3 separate regions of the Homo sapiens genome follow, and all the other regions are linked to region 2. A link is a contact called in ENCODE Hi-C or POLR2A ChIA-PET data. All regions are on one chromosome and are shown on one strand. Each heading gives the region's core, a stretch centred on a gene start or an enhancer-like site at or near the end of the contact. The rest is flanking DNA. Distances are from core to core; before and after follow the strand shown. Region 1 overlaps LOC105373032 (a long non-coding RNA gene). Region 2 holds the start of SUN2 (Sad1 and UNC84 domain containing 2). Region 3 holds the start of APOBEC3A (apolipoprotein B mRNA editing enzyme catalytic subunit 3A).

Region 1 (3,793 bases), core at 1,143-3,642, 170 kb after region 2:
AAAGTCTCACTTCTGGCTGGGCGCAGTGGCTCATGCCTGTAATCCCAGACTTTGGGAGGCCAAGGCAGGCAGATCCCCTGAAGTCGGGAGTTCAAGACCAGCCTGACTAACATGGAGAAACCCCCATCTCTACTAAAAAAAAACAAAAACAAAGAAAAAACCTACAAAATTAGCTGGGCATGGTGGTGCATGCCTGTAATCCCAGCTACTCGGGAGGCTAAGGCAGGAGAATCACTTGAACCCAGGAGGCGGAGGTTGCGGTGAGCCGAGATGGAACCATTGCACTCCAGCCTGAGTGACAAGAGTGAAACTCTGTCACAAAACAAAACAAAAACAAAACAACAACAACAACACAAGTCTCACCTCTGCAATTCTCTATGTCTCTAAGTTCATCCTTTGGGTTTGGACAGGTGAGCATGTTTCTCATATTACCCACACTGGTGGGCCCCGTAGGCTTCCTGGTTGGTCCAGGAGTGGATGCCTGATGCAGGCTGCACAAATCAGATTCTCTCTTCTGGAGATTTAGAATCGAGAACCAGTGGTTATCATAGGTTAGCCTTGGCTGTCAGACCTGGAAGGTGAGGAGACCCAGAGCTGAGGGTGCCCTTTTGGGACAGGTGTCAAATCCTTGTACAAACAGAGAAACCAGACTGACAAGGGGGTAGGATGAAGGAGCTGAAGGAGAAGCAGAGCCACAGAGGACCGGGCAGAGAGAGGGGCTGCCTTGGTGGGGACAGCCTGTAGACAGCGCCAACGACGTGGGGCTGGTGCTGTCCCCACTGTGGTCTCAAACACCAGACTAGTGCCCGGTCAGCACAGAGTTCAGGACAGTGGTGCAGCTGACACCCAGAAAGACACCGCAGTGGAAAGCCTGGCCTGACGCTCCCAGCTCTCTCCCTGCCATGCACTGACTCCATGTCCTGTGAGGAGGAGGTGGGAGGAGAGTTTTATTAGGGGAATTCATTTGTAATAATTGCCTAAGTATTTGCTACTTAGGAGAACATGGATCTGCAAAGGGTCCATGACCCTTTGAGTCAGAGTTTCACTCTTGTTGCCCAGGCTGGAGTGCAATGGCGTGATCTCGGCTCACTGCAACCTCCGCCTCCCAGGTTCAAGTGATTCTCATGCCTCAGCCTCCCAAGTAGCTGGGACTACAGGGGCACACCACCATGCAAGGCTAATTTTTGTATTTTAGTAGAGACGGGGTTTCACCATGTCGGCCAGGCTGGTCTCAAATTCCTGACCTCAAGTGATCCGCCTGTCTCGGCCTCCCAAAGTGCTGGGATTACAGGCATGAGCCACCACAGCTGGCCTGCAAGGGGTATTTTTAGGTGTTAGAAGCATCTCGAGGCATCCTTTCTCAACGTTTCACACCACAGACCACTGAATGGGCATTTGGCACATTCATAGATCATCAATTGTAATTCAAAAAAAAGTAGAGTTTCATCAATGATTTTAAATTTAAAGAGAGTGTTTGAAACATTAATTATGTTCTCATATCCATGAGATCTTCATTTCTTTCTTCCTCTCTCTCCCTCCCTTCCTCCTTCCTCTCCTCCCTCCTCCTTTCTTCCCTCCCTCCCTTCTCTCCTTCCCTTCCTCTCCTCCCTCCTCCTTTCTTCCCTCCCTCCCTTCTCTCCTTCCCTTCCTCTGCTCCCTCCTCCTTTCTTCCCTCCCTCCTTTCTCTCCTTCCCTTCCTCTGCTCCCTCCTCCTTTCTTCCCTCACTCCCTTCTCTCCTTTTTGCTGCTGCTTTGCTGTTTGCTGCCATCAGGGCAGGGGTGGAGCAGTAAGTGGGTTCCACCCCCAGCCACACCGTGATTGGCTCAGGAGTGGACACGTGCCCTGAGCCAGTCTAATCCATGCTAACCTCAGGACCTTCCTGGGAATTGTGGGAGACAGAGACTCTCTGTTGGTCCAGATAGGTGGGGCGTACTGTGGGCTTGGCGCTGCTGTAACAATTTTTCTACCACAGGAGACGCTGGTCTGAAAAGAAGGCAACGCAAGGAAGAGAACAGAGCCAAGGCACCTGCAGCGAGCCAGAGCCAGAGCCCTGACATCACAAATGCTTTAATTGGTTCCATTTATTGTTTAATCCACTTGAAATTGAATTTCTGTCATCCCCGACTGGAAGTGTACTGACCTGCATACTACCTGTGTTTCCTCACAGCAGGCTGAAAAGCTGTGCCAATATTGAGCTCATCCAGAATTAGACGAAGTTTGTATTCTTTTTATTACTTCCTTTAACCCTGAATCAGGGTCCAGAAGCATTTTGTTGACCATTAACTCTTCTCTGTGAATAAAGCAGCATGAGGAACAACCTCTTTTATTCACAGAGCAAAGCTCTTCGCTGCTCAGCCACAGCGGCTTCAACTCTGGCACGGGTCCTGAAGTGCCATTTCTAGCACATGACTCACAAAGTAAATAATCTGTAAATGAAAAGCCTCTTATCATACTTTGGCACGAAAAACAAAGCGACAAGCCAGGCAGCATTTTTCCCTCATATTTGAACCCCACATGCACCAAGGGCTGTTTTATGCCTTGCACATGAGGAGTTTGGTTTGCTCAAAAGCAAAGTATTGGCTAACATGTGTGTGCACTAGTAATTGCATTTCTGCTTTGTGTGCTCTGTTATCTGATAGAGGAGCTTTGTCAATATCCTTTGGATCTCTCTCCAAGCACAGTCTTCATTATGATCTGTGAGCTGATTTACGGTCTTCTTGGCAATTTTACGACTGATATCTAGGTGCATTTGCTAAGAGGACAGCAATTTAGAATGATGTTTCTGTAGCTTTAGTCTCCTCCGCACCTTTAATAAGAAGAATAATCAATTTTACATTAGAAAGTTATTTTGTGCTTATTCTGGAAAAATGGAATTGGTTGCTTTTTCTAAAGATAATGAGAAACACTTTTTATGGCTCCAGACTACTATATATCAGCATTTTCATTTTAACAGTAATATATCGAGGACTAGGGGCAAATGGATTGCTTGTCCAATAAATGAAATGTTCAAGTATTCCTCACTGAACTTAGACTCACAATTTTCATTTATGGTTGCATGTGTAAAATCACCACTCAAGAACTTGTTTGTCCTTGAATATATAGTTTTGTATTTCCATAGTTATATTGCAGAACCATTTACTCATTATGTTTACAGTGCCCTTCTGAGGATTTATGCTGCCATTTTCATCATTACTTTGCATTTTATAGAACCTCTTTTTAGTCATTGATCCATTTTGGTGAATTGGAGATACAGTGTGACATATCTACTACAATAACCATGAAAATTAAAAAATAACAGACATAAACTATAACTTGCAAGCGAGAAGCCCTATGTGAATATGATTTATTAATACTTTGTTTTAAGTCTCTTTCCCCTGGTTCTCACCTATTGAAGCTTTTTGCTTTTCTGTCAGCCAAGAGGTGCCAGGTAGGTAAGGAGCATACTGGGTAACTGTGTACTCCGTGCCCAGGCCTACTCATGCCTCTGTGGGCTGGGCACTGATGCAAACTTCTGCCAGGCATGGCCCTCTTAAGTGGACAGGGGATAGAAAAATAACCTAGAAATGATGACAAATGTGGCTTCTTTCCAATGATCACATCTCTTCCCTTTTCCTTGGCTTACTTATTGGTTCAGACCTTCACAAAGAAGTTGACCAAGTGCAGTGACAGGATGATGTGCTGGTCATCATCCTGTCGCTACACTGAAACATCCCTTTCTCCCTTTTTGGGCCCATGGTGGAGTCAGGCTTTCCCGCATCATTGAGGTTAGGTGTGAACACGTGATTTGCTTTG
Region 2 (3,792 bases), core at 253-2,752:
CATCCCCTCTACTTTTAGCTGGTGTTGGAAAAGGGACCGATTGGTAGTAGGAAAAGCAGGAAGTTGGCCTGGGTCCTTGTCTCTATTCCTGTCCTTATAAGGTAATCTCCCCTCCCCCCTCCCTGCCCCGCCCGTACGGTCCCTACCTGAAGGCTCCAGCTGCCCACACAGGGACTCCTCTTAGCCTCTGTCCTGCTGAAGGAGGTGACACCTTTGCCCAGGGCAGAAACAAGGCAACATGTTTATACCATACCCAAGCTGCCGCTGGGAAGAACTAAATATTCTGATGGAGGTTGAGCGGGGAGTGCTGAAAACTGTCAGCACCCGCCTCCGCCCTCCCAGAACTCCCAGAGATGCCTCTCAGTCTTTCCTGCGGCATCCTGGCATCACAAAACAGTTTACCATTGAGTCTGGGTTTCACAAGATGAAAAAGGTCGAGGCCCCATTCTCCAAAACAAGAAGTGAGCCTCTGGGAGCTGAAATCTACTACTGCGAATCATAATAGACACCACCCCCGCCCCACCTCCTCCCTAACAATCAGTTAGGAAACGCTCATCGGAAAGCATCCTTCCCCACTTCTCAGCTGGGCGACTTCCTTTCTCAATTCCGCCCTTCCCCATCACAAACATCTCCATCCATCTTCAGACTTAAACCAGATCTGGGGCATCTTCCTCGTGACATTTCCACTCCCTGGGCACAGCCAGGCCACACGCCCTTGTGGGACCTGCCAAACGCCCGGTGCTAACTCCCTCTGCCCTCATTCCCACAGGCCAAACCTGCAGAAATTGTCACCAAAGGCGCGCCTCCTGGCTCTCTAAGTCACACCGCGCCCCCCATTGCTTTGTTTTGTTTTGTTTTAGAACTGAACAAAACGGGCCTTCCTCTGAGGCCCTGAGTTCTGACAGGCAGAGGCTGGGAACTGCCTGTCCCTGGAAACGGCCTGTCTGGCACAAAACCCGTAGGCGCTGCCCGGGGCCGGGTTGGGGCAGTCGGCCTTTGCCCTCCTCCTCCCGGGAGGCTGCCCGGGAAGTCCCGCCCGCAGACACCGCCCTCCCGGCTGACCAGTGGCGCGGCAGGCGGGGCGGGGGCCAGGAGGTGAGTCAGGGCGCGGGCCGCGGACCCGGGTGGAGGCTGGATCCGGCCCAGCACGTCCCGGAGAGGAGGAAGCAGGCCTGGCGGCGCGGCCCCGCCCGAGTGGCCCGACGGTGACCCGGGGTCAGGCCGGGCCGCGGCCCCCCAACCCTCTCCTGAGCTCGCCCGCACTCACCTGCTGCCGCGGCGGCTTCTAGCCCGGCCGGGGGCGTCCGAGGCCAGGCCGCCGCCGGGGCGCGCCCCCTTTCCGCGTGGGGATCCCGCGGGCGGCGCTCCGCTCAGGGCGACACAGCGGCCGGGCCCGGGGCGCGCGGGCACGCGAAGAGCGGCGACGCGGGACAAGGCGGGCGGGCGGACAATGCGGCCGGCGGAGGCCCGCGCTGCGCGAGTGGGGCCGGGCGGCGCGCGTGTGGCCGACTCTGTATGTGTGCGCCTGTCAGTCAACGCTGACAGGCCGCAGCCCATTGGTCAGGCCCCGCCGGCCGTCACCGCCCACCGCCGCCACCCATTGGCCGGTTTGAACACAAAGCCCCGGCTCGCCCCGCCCTCGCGTGGGCCCCGCTGCCCTGCGCGCTCAGCCTAGGAGTCCGCGCGTGGGAGGCGCTGGGCGGGCGGGGACCCCGGGCTGCGGGAGGACGCGACGGGAGCCTGTGCTGGGGCTCGGGCTCAGCAGGGCACTGGACTCCCGATCTGGCGGCTCAGAACACCTGAGACAGCTCTGAGCGCTCCCACGCGCGCCTGCAGCCTGGTTCACCAGGCCGGCGTCCGAGGGGAGGGTGGGAGCCCTGGGAGCGGCAGCGCGCGGGTGGCCCTTGGTGCACTCTCGGTGAGGCTGTCGAGGGCTTGCTCAACACCCGGCACCAGTGCCGTTGTCCTCTTAGCCGGCCATTTCTACACCCATTTTTCAGACAAGGAAACAGGTTGCTAATTTGGGGATTCCAGACATGCTGGGAGGCCCTGCCTCTTCCCAAGCTTTACCCAGAGCACCCAAGTTTCACGACAGCTCTTCTATTTTTTGTTTGTTTTAAACAGATTTTCTATTTTATTTAAATAGAGACGAGATCTCACTATGTTTGCCTAGGCTGGTCACGAACTCCTGAGCTCCAGTGATTCTCCCGCCTCGGCTTCCCAAAGTACTAGGATTACAGGTATGAGCCACCGCGCCCGGCCAGCTCTTCTGTTTTAAGGACGGTGCTTGCTGCACTTGAGCTGTGGGAAGGCAGGGCTGGCCACTCATTCTTCTACCTTACTCAGACTTGGAACGAGTGCTCAGCGTTTGAGTAAAATGCTGCCTGACTCCGGGGGTCCTGTTCCTTGGCTCCCCATCCGCCAACTGTACAGATAGAGCAGGTGCACAGCTTGGGATGAATCTCTTTCTGTGCCAGCCCTTCTAAGGGCAGATGAACAGTCGTTATTTTACTTTTAAAGTACCAAGAGGAAACGAGACAAGAATGACAAAATCACCGAGGCAGGAACAGGAAGGCTGTGGGGTCGGAGGATTGAGGAAAGGCAAAACCCTCATGCTAAAGCGGCTTCAGCCCAACTCCAGACAAGAACAGTCCCCTTTCCTGGGCCTCCATTGCCTGCTCTGGAAAGAGAAGAGTCTCCTGCTCTTCCACCCTCCTGGAGACCACGGTGCTGGCCATTATCACTCCTAGGTTTAGACTGCAAGCTCTTTGAGGACATGGACAAGCTCTCCAGAGCCTGGTACCGAGCCTGGCTCTGGTCTGAGTGTCTGCTGGATGGAGCAATGAAAGGAGAATTCAAATCAGACGTAGGGGCAGCATCCAGGTAGGGGAAGGGCCTCTCTGACTCCTCATCTCTGGGATGCGCAACTCCAGAATTCTGTCCTAACCACTTCTATGGAGTTGCCACATCCTACCTCCTCCATTGCACAGCCTGCTTCCCCCTCTCCGGGGGTCCTGGCAGACAGGGGGGTCTGGCCTTGCTGGGGTCGGGGGGGAGTCCAGGTCCCCTCCCAGGATGTGCTGAGTGGATATGTGAGGCTCATGCCCACAGGCTGACTGAAGGCAGGCCCCTCTTAAACTCTGCATCCTCTGGGGGCTGGGAGCAGGCAGAATAATGGTCGCTACAGGAATTCGGTACTAATGCTTGGAATCTGTGACTGTTATCTACATGCAAAGACTTTGCAGATGTGACTAAAGATTTTGAAATGAGATTATCCTAGATTATCAGGGTGGGCCCTAAGTGTAACACAAGTAACCCTTTAAGAGAAAGATAGGGGCTGGGCACTGTGGCACACGCCTGTAATCCCAGCACTTTGAGAGGCTGAGGCAGGTGGATTGCTTGAGCTCAGGAGTTTGAGACCAGCCTGGCCAAATTAGTGAGACCCCCCCCCCCCACCACCCATCTCTAAAAAAGAAAAACAAAAAAAGAAAATAATTAGCTGGGCATGGTGGTGTGTACCTGTAATCCCAGCTACTCAGGAGGCTGAGGTGGGAGGATAGCTTGAGCCTGGGAAGTCAAGGCCACAGTGAGCCAAGATCAAGCCACCACACTCCAGCCTGGGTGACAGAGCAAGACTCTGTTTCAAAACAAACAAAAAACCAAAGAGAGGCAGAGAAGACGAGCAGAGGGCAATGTGACCATGGAGGAAGAGATTGGAGTGATGAAGCCACAAGCCAAGGAATCAGAATAATAATAAGTGTCCTGTGTGCCACACCAATGAGCTCTGTGGCC
Region 3 (3,590 bases), core at 410-2,909, 200 kb after region 2:
TTCTGTGATGGGCCATAAAGTGGATCTTACAGATTTGGAGACATTCTGGAAGATCTGGACCTGTCTGGATCAGAGAGGGGAGGCAGGCATGGGCCAGTCATGAATCCAGTGGGGCTTGGGCCAGCTGGGGCAGCAGGGAGGAGGACGTGCCCAGGGTGGGTGAGCTGGGGAGACCCTGGAACCCAAGGCTGAGGACCCAGAGCCAGGAGATGCAGGAGACGCCCCAGGGATGCTGAACAAAGCGCTGTCCCCTGTTGCAGCTCTCCTGGGTCTCCCCATAGAAAGCTCATGTGGGGGCTGTCCTGACCATGGGTCCAGGGGTGTATTTGCTCCAGGGGCATTTGATGCATTATTGAGCCAGGGGAAAGGCCATCACACTCTGGGCAGCAGGAGCCACCGGGAAGGGTTGGGGAAGGGTTGGATCCTCCCAAAGTTGGTACAAGTGTGGTCTCTGGCCCAGGTGGGCTGTGGGTACTGCGGGGCGTCCAGCTGTGCATGCCTCTGGTGTGAACTGGGAAGGGTGGCCTCTGGTCAGACTCACACAACACACCAAGATGAGCTCACACCAGAACCACCTGAGACTCAAATGGCAGTTGACTGCCCCCAGGGGACATCTTCTTGACTAGAAGAGTCCAACATCTGGAGACAGAATGGGAGGGGTCCTCACGGCAGAGAACAGGGCCTCTTCTAGTCTGTGGCGCCCACCAAAATGGCAGGGACACTGTGCTGAGGTGGGAGGATTGCTGGCCAAAGACAGGGGGGTCTAGTAAGAGCCAGAACAGGGGAGCAGGCAGGACAGGGGACAGCCCCTGGGCCCACAGGGCCAGCACCTTCCAGGGGCAGCTGTGCTGGGTGTAGCAGGTGGACCTGGGAAAGGACGGCGCCAGACCTGCCGCCAGGACTCAGGGGCTCACTTGGGGCAGGAGCACAGTGTCCCTCACATTTCTGCAGGGCCCAGAGGTGGGAGAAAGGGCACAGGGTGGCCCTTCTGACAGGGGGGTGGGGGTGTGTCCCTGCTGGGGACTCTGTTTCCTGGGAGGGCCTGGATCTCTAGGTACCTTTCAGAGCCTTTAGCATCTCCTCTGGGTAATGGGGATGAAAACACTCCTCCCTCTAGTTTACAATTATTAGATACACTGATGCATAGGAGGATGCAGGACCTGCTGGTCTCCCATCTTCACAGCCAGGGAAGAAGATGCAGGACCCTAACAGAGAGCACAGGATGCAGCAGGTGCCAGGGAGCCTGGACCAGGCACATCCTGCACTGGCCACAGGGGAGGACACAGGGGTGGCTGTCCTGGAGCCTGCTCTCTGGACCGCTGAGTGTTATTCAGGGTCTTTCTCCAGGGTGTGGACACCTGTCTTCTCACCTGCCCCCTGGTCTCCTGCCTTCCAGATTCCTGTGGCCCACAGGGAGCAAAGTGTGGCCAGCTCTACATCCCCATTGTCACTCCACAGTGTCTGGTGGTTCAGTGGTCAGAGTGGGCACATCAAAACCAAAGCTTGCCCAGAGGCATGGCAGAGAACTTCCTTGTTCTGACGCTAATGAGGGTGGCACACTCGGCCTGAGCTGGAGAAGGGGTGGGGCAGGGTATCGCTGACTCAGCAGCTTCCAGGTTGCTCTGATGATATATTAAGGCTCCTGAATCCTAAGAGAATGTTGGTGAAGATCTTAACACCACGCCTTGAGCAAGTCGCAAGAGCGGGAGGACACAGACCAGGAACCGAGAAGGGACAAGCACATGGAAGCCAGCCCAGCATCCGGGCCCAGGTATGGGAAGCCCCTCCGAGCACCTCTGCGCCTCAGCCTCCTCTTTGAGCTTTTCTGATGAGCACTCACCTCTCACCCTCAAACCCCTGGGGCCTCTCTTTTCCTCCTGACCCTCTCTCTGGACCTGGCCTCTTGCTCTAGGTTCCCAGTTTTGGTCCCAGCGCTGGTCTCTCCTCCGATGGTACCAATTCCAGGTCTCCTTCCACCTCCCGGGGCAGGTGCACAGGGAGCCTGAAAATCCCAATAGATAATGGTGCTGTGCCCCAGCCAGTGAAGACGGTCAGAGAGGGGATTCTCCTCACTTGTCTTTAAATGAGCATCTACTATTTCTTGCAAATGTTCCATGTATCTGGACTTGGCCTAAGCCCTTTTTATGTTCAGTGTCATCTCGTTCTCCCTAATATTAAGAAAAGGGGGTTGCTTGTAGGACTGCTTGGCTATGAGGAAGCCTTGTTTCCTTTTTTTGAGAACACAGAGCAAGTGAGTGGTAGAGCCCAGATTCATGCCCAGGTCTACTCGAAATGGTGGGGAACATTTTGAACCTTCCTTCCTTCTTTCCTTCCTTCCTTCCTCCTTCCTTCCTTCCTTCCTTCAATTCTCTCTCTCTTTCTTTCTTCTTTCTTTCTCTCTCTCTCTTTCCTTCTTTATTTCTTTTTCTTCTTTCTCTCTCTTCCCTCCCTCCTTCCTTCCCTTCTGTGCTTCCTTCCTTTCTTCCAATATTTCCCTTTCTCTCTTCCTCCCTTCCTTCCTTTCTCTTTCTTTCTTTCCTTCTTTCTTTCTTTTTCTTTCATTCTTTCCTTCTTTCTTTCTTTTACTTCCTTCCTCCCTCCTTCCTTCCTCTCTTTCTTCTTTCCTTTCCTTCCTTTCTTCCTTCCTTCCTCTCTTTCTCCCTTTCTCCCTCCCTTCCTTTCTTTTTTCTTTCTTTTCTTTCTTTCTTCTTTCCTTCTTTCTTTCTTTTCCTTCCTTTCTTTTTTCTTTCTTTCTTTCCTTCTTTTTCTTTTCCTTCCTTCCTCCCTCCCTCCCTTCCTTCCTTCCTCCATCTCTCTTTCTCTTTCTTTCTTTCTTTCTTTCTTTCTTTCCTTCCTTCTTTCTCTTTCCTTCTTTCTTTCTTTCTTTCCTTCCTTCTTTCTCTTTCCTTCTTTCTTTCTTTCTTTTGTGCTGCCTCCCAACAGAGATTTTTCTAATTCTGATTATGTCAGGATGCATAGAGAGGGGCTGGGAGAGGTCTTCAAGGTGGGGCTGGTGTTTCCAGCCCAGGAGTCCTGAGCTGCCCCATCTCAATTGCCTGAGAAGCACATTTGGGAGACCTCAGGGCACCCTAAGGGATGTGGAAAATCCTATGAATTACCCGAAAAGAAGTCCCTGGCAGGTTCCTCTCCCCAGTCATCCCCCTCAGGAGTGTCCCTGTCCCGATGCTCGGTGTGGTAGGAGTTAACCCTGCAGGCAGGAGGAAGCCCCAGAGGGTCCATCTCCAGCAGGGGCTGTGGGTGAGCAGAGCCAGGACAGGGGTGCATGGTGAGGCCACAGAATAAGACCCAGCTCTACCCCAGGGAGAGGAGCAGGGTCCTCCTCGGAGGGCCTGAGCACACTGAGCTGACCCTGGGGAGACCCTGACAAGGCTTAGACAGGCCCCAGGGCTGCAGTGATCTCCCAGTGAGCCATAGAAGGGGTCAGAGGGGGAGGTTTGGAAGTGTGCTAAGGGATGTGCGGAGCAGGGGGAAGGAGGGTGGGGTGCAAGGGAGGAAGTGTGGGGAGGGAGGAGGAGGCAGGGCAGTCCAGGAGGGCTCTTCCTCCTCTGGTCTTTTCCCTGGCTGTCCAC

The links. Hi-C counts contacts between places; a loop is a spot of excess contacts on that map. ChIA-PET counts read pairs that join two places held with the same protein, here RNA polymerase II (POLR2A). Pooled maps may share reads with other maps.
Region 1: a pooled map shows a loop between it and region 2 (3-fold over the local background). The contact joins the enhancer-like site here to the promoter of SUN2 in region 2. A Hi-C loop is called at or near these places in 5 of 168 maps with a recorded cell type or tissue (PC-9, aorta, posterior cingulate gyrus and 2 more), 1 of 37 single-sample maps with no recorded cell type and 17 of 50 pooled maps. POLR2A ChIA-PET finds 5 or more read pairs at or near these places in 3 of 52 experiments (AG04450, PC-9 and activated B cell).
Region 3: a loop to region 2 is called in a pooled map, with 2.4 times the contacts of the local background. The contact joins the promoter of APOBEC3A here to the promoter of SUN2 in region 2. A Hi-C loop is called at or near these places in 1 of 168 maps with a recorded cell type or tissue (CD14-positive monocyte), 2 of 37 single-sample maps with no recorded cell type and 8 of 50 pooled maps. POLR2A ChIA-PET finds 5 or more read pairs at or near these places in 3 of 52 experiments (CD8-positive, alpha-beta memory T cell, activated B cell and naive thymus-derived CD8-positive, alpha-beta T cell).

What each region holds. Positions count from the first base shown.
Region 1 is chr22:38,922,144-38,925,936 of GRCh38, forward strand. It overlaps LOC105373032 (a long non-coding RNA gene), which reads left to right. Exons shown (of 3, transcript XR_938256.2): 3 at 1,974-3,793. Among named protein-coding and RNA genes, the nearest start is that of APOBEC3A, 34 kb to the right of the region's middle. Within about 2 kb of position 2,393, at least 31 of the 41 ENCODE cell types and tissues checked have a DNase peak (open chromatin) inside an H3K27ac peak, as active enhancers do; they include PC-9 and prostate gland, where a contact is called at or near this core.
Region 2 is chr22:38,754,496-38,758,287 of GRCh38, forward strand. SUN2 (Sad1 and UNC84 domain containing 2) reads right to left here and starts at 1,503. Exons shown (of 18, transcript NM_015374.3): 1 at 1,268-1,503. RefSeq lists enhancers at 317-386, 2,645-2,784 and silencers at 877-1,226, 1,337-1,886.
Region 3 is chr22:38,955,950-38,959,539 of GRCh38, forward strand. It overlaps APOBEC3A (apolipoprotein B mRNA editing enzyme catalytic subunit 3A), which reads left to right and starts at 1,660. Exons shown (of 5, transcript NM_145699.4): 1 at 1,660-1,771. The coding sequence starts at 1,743.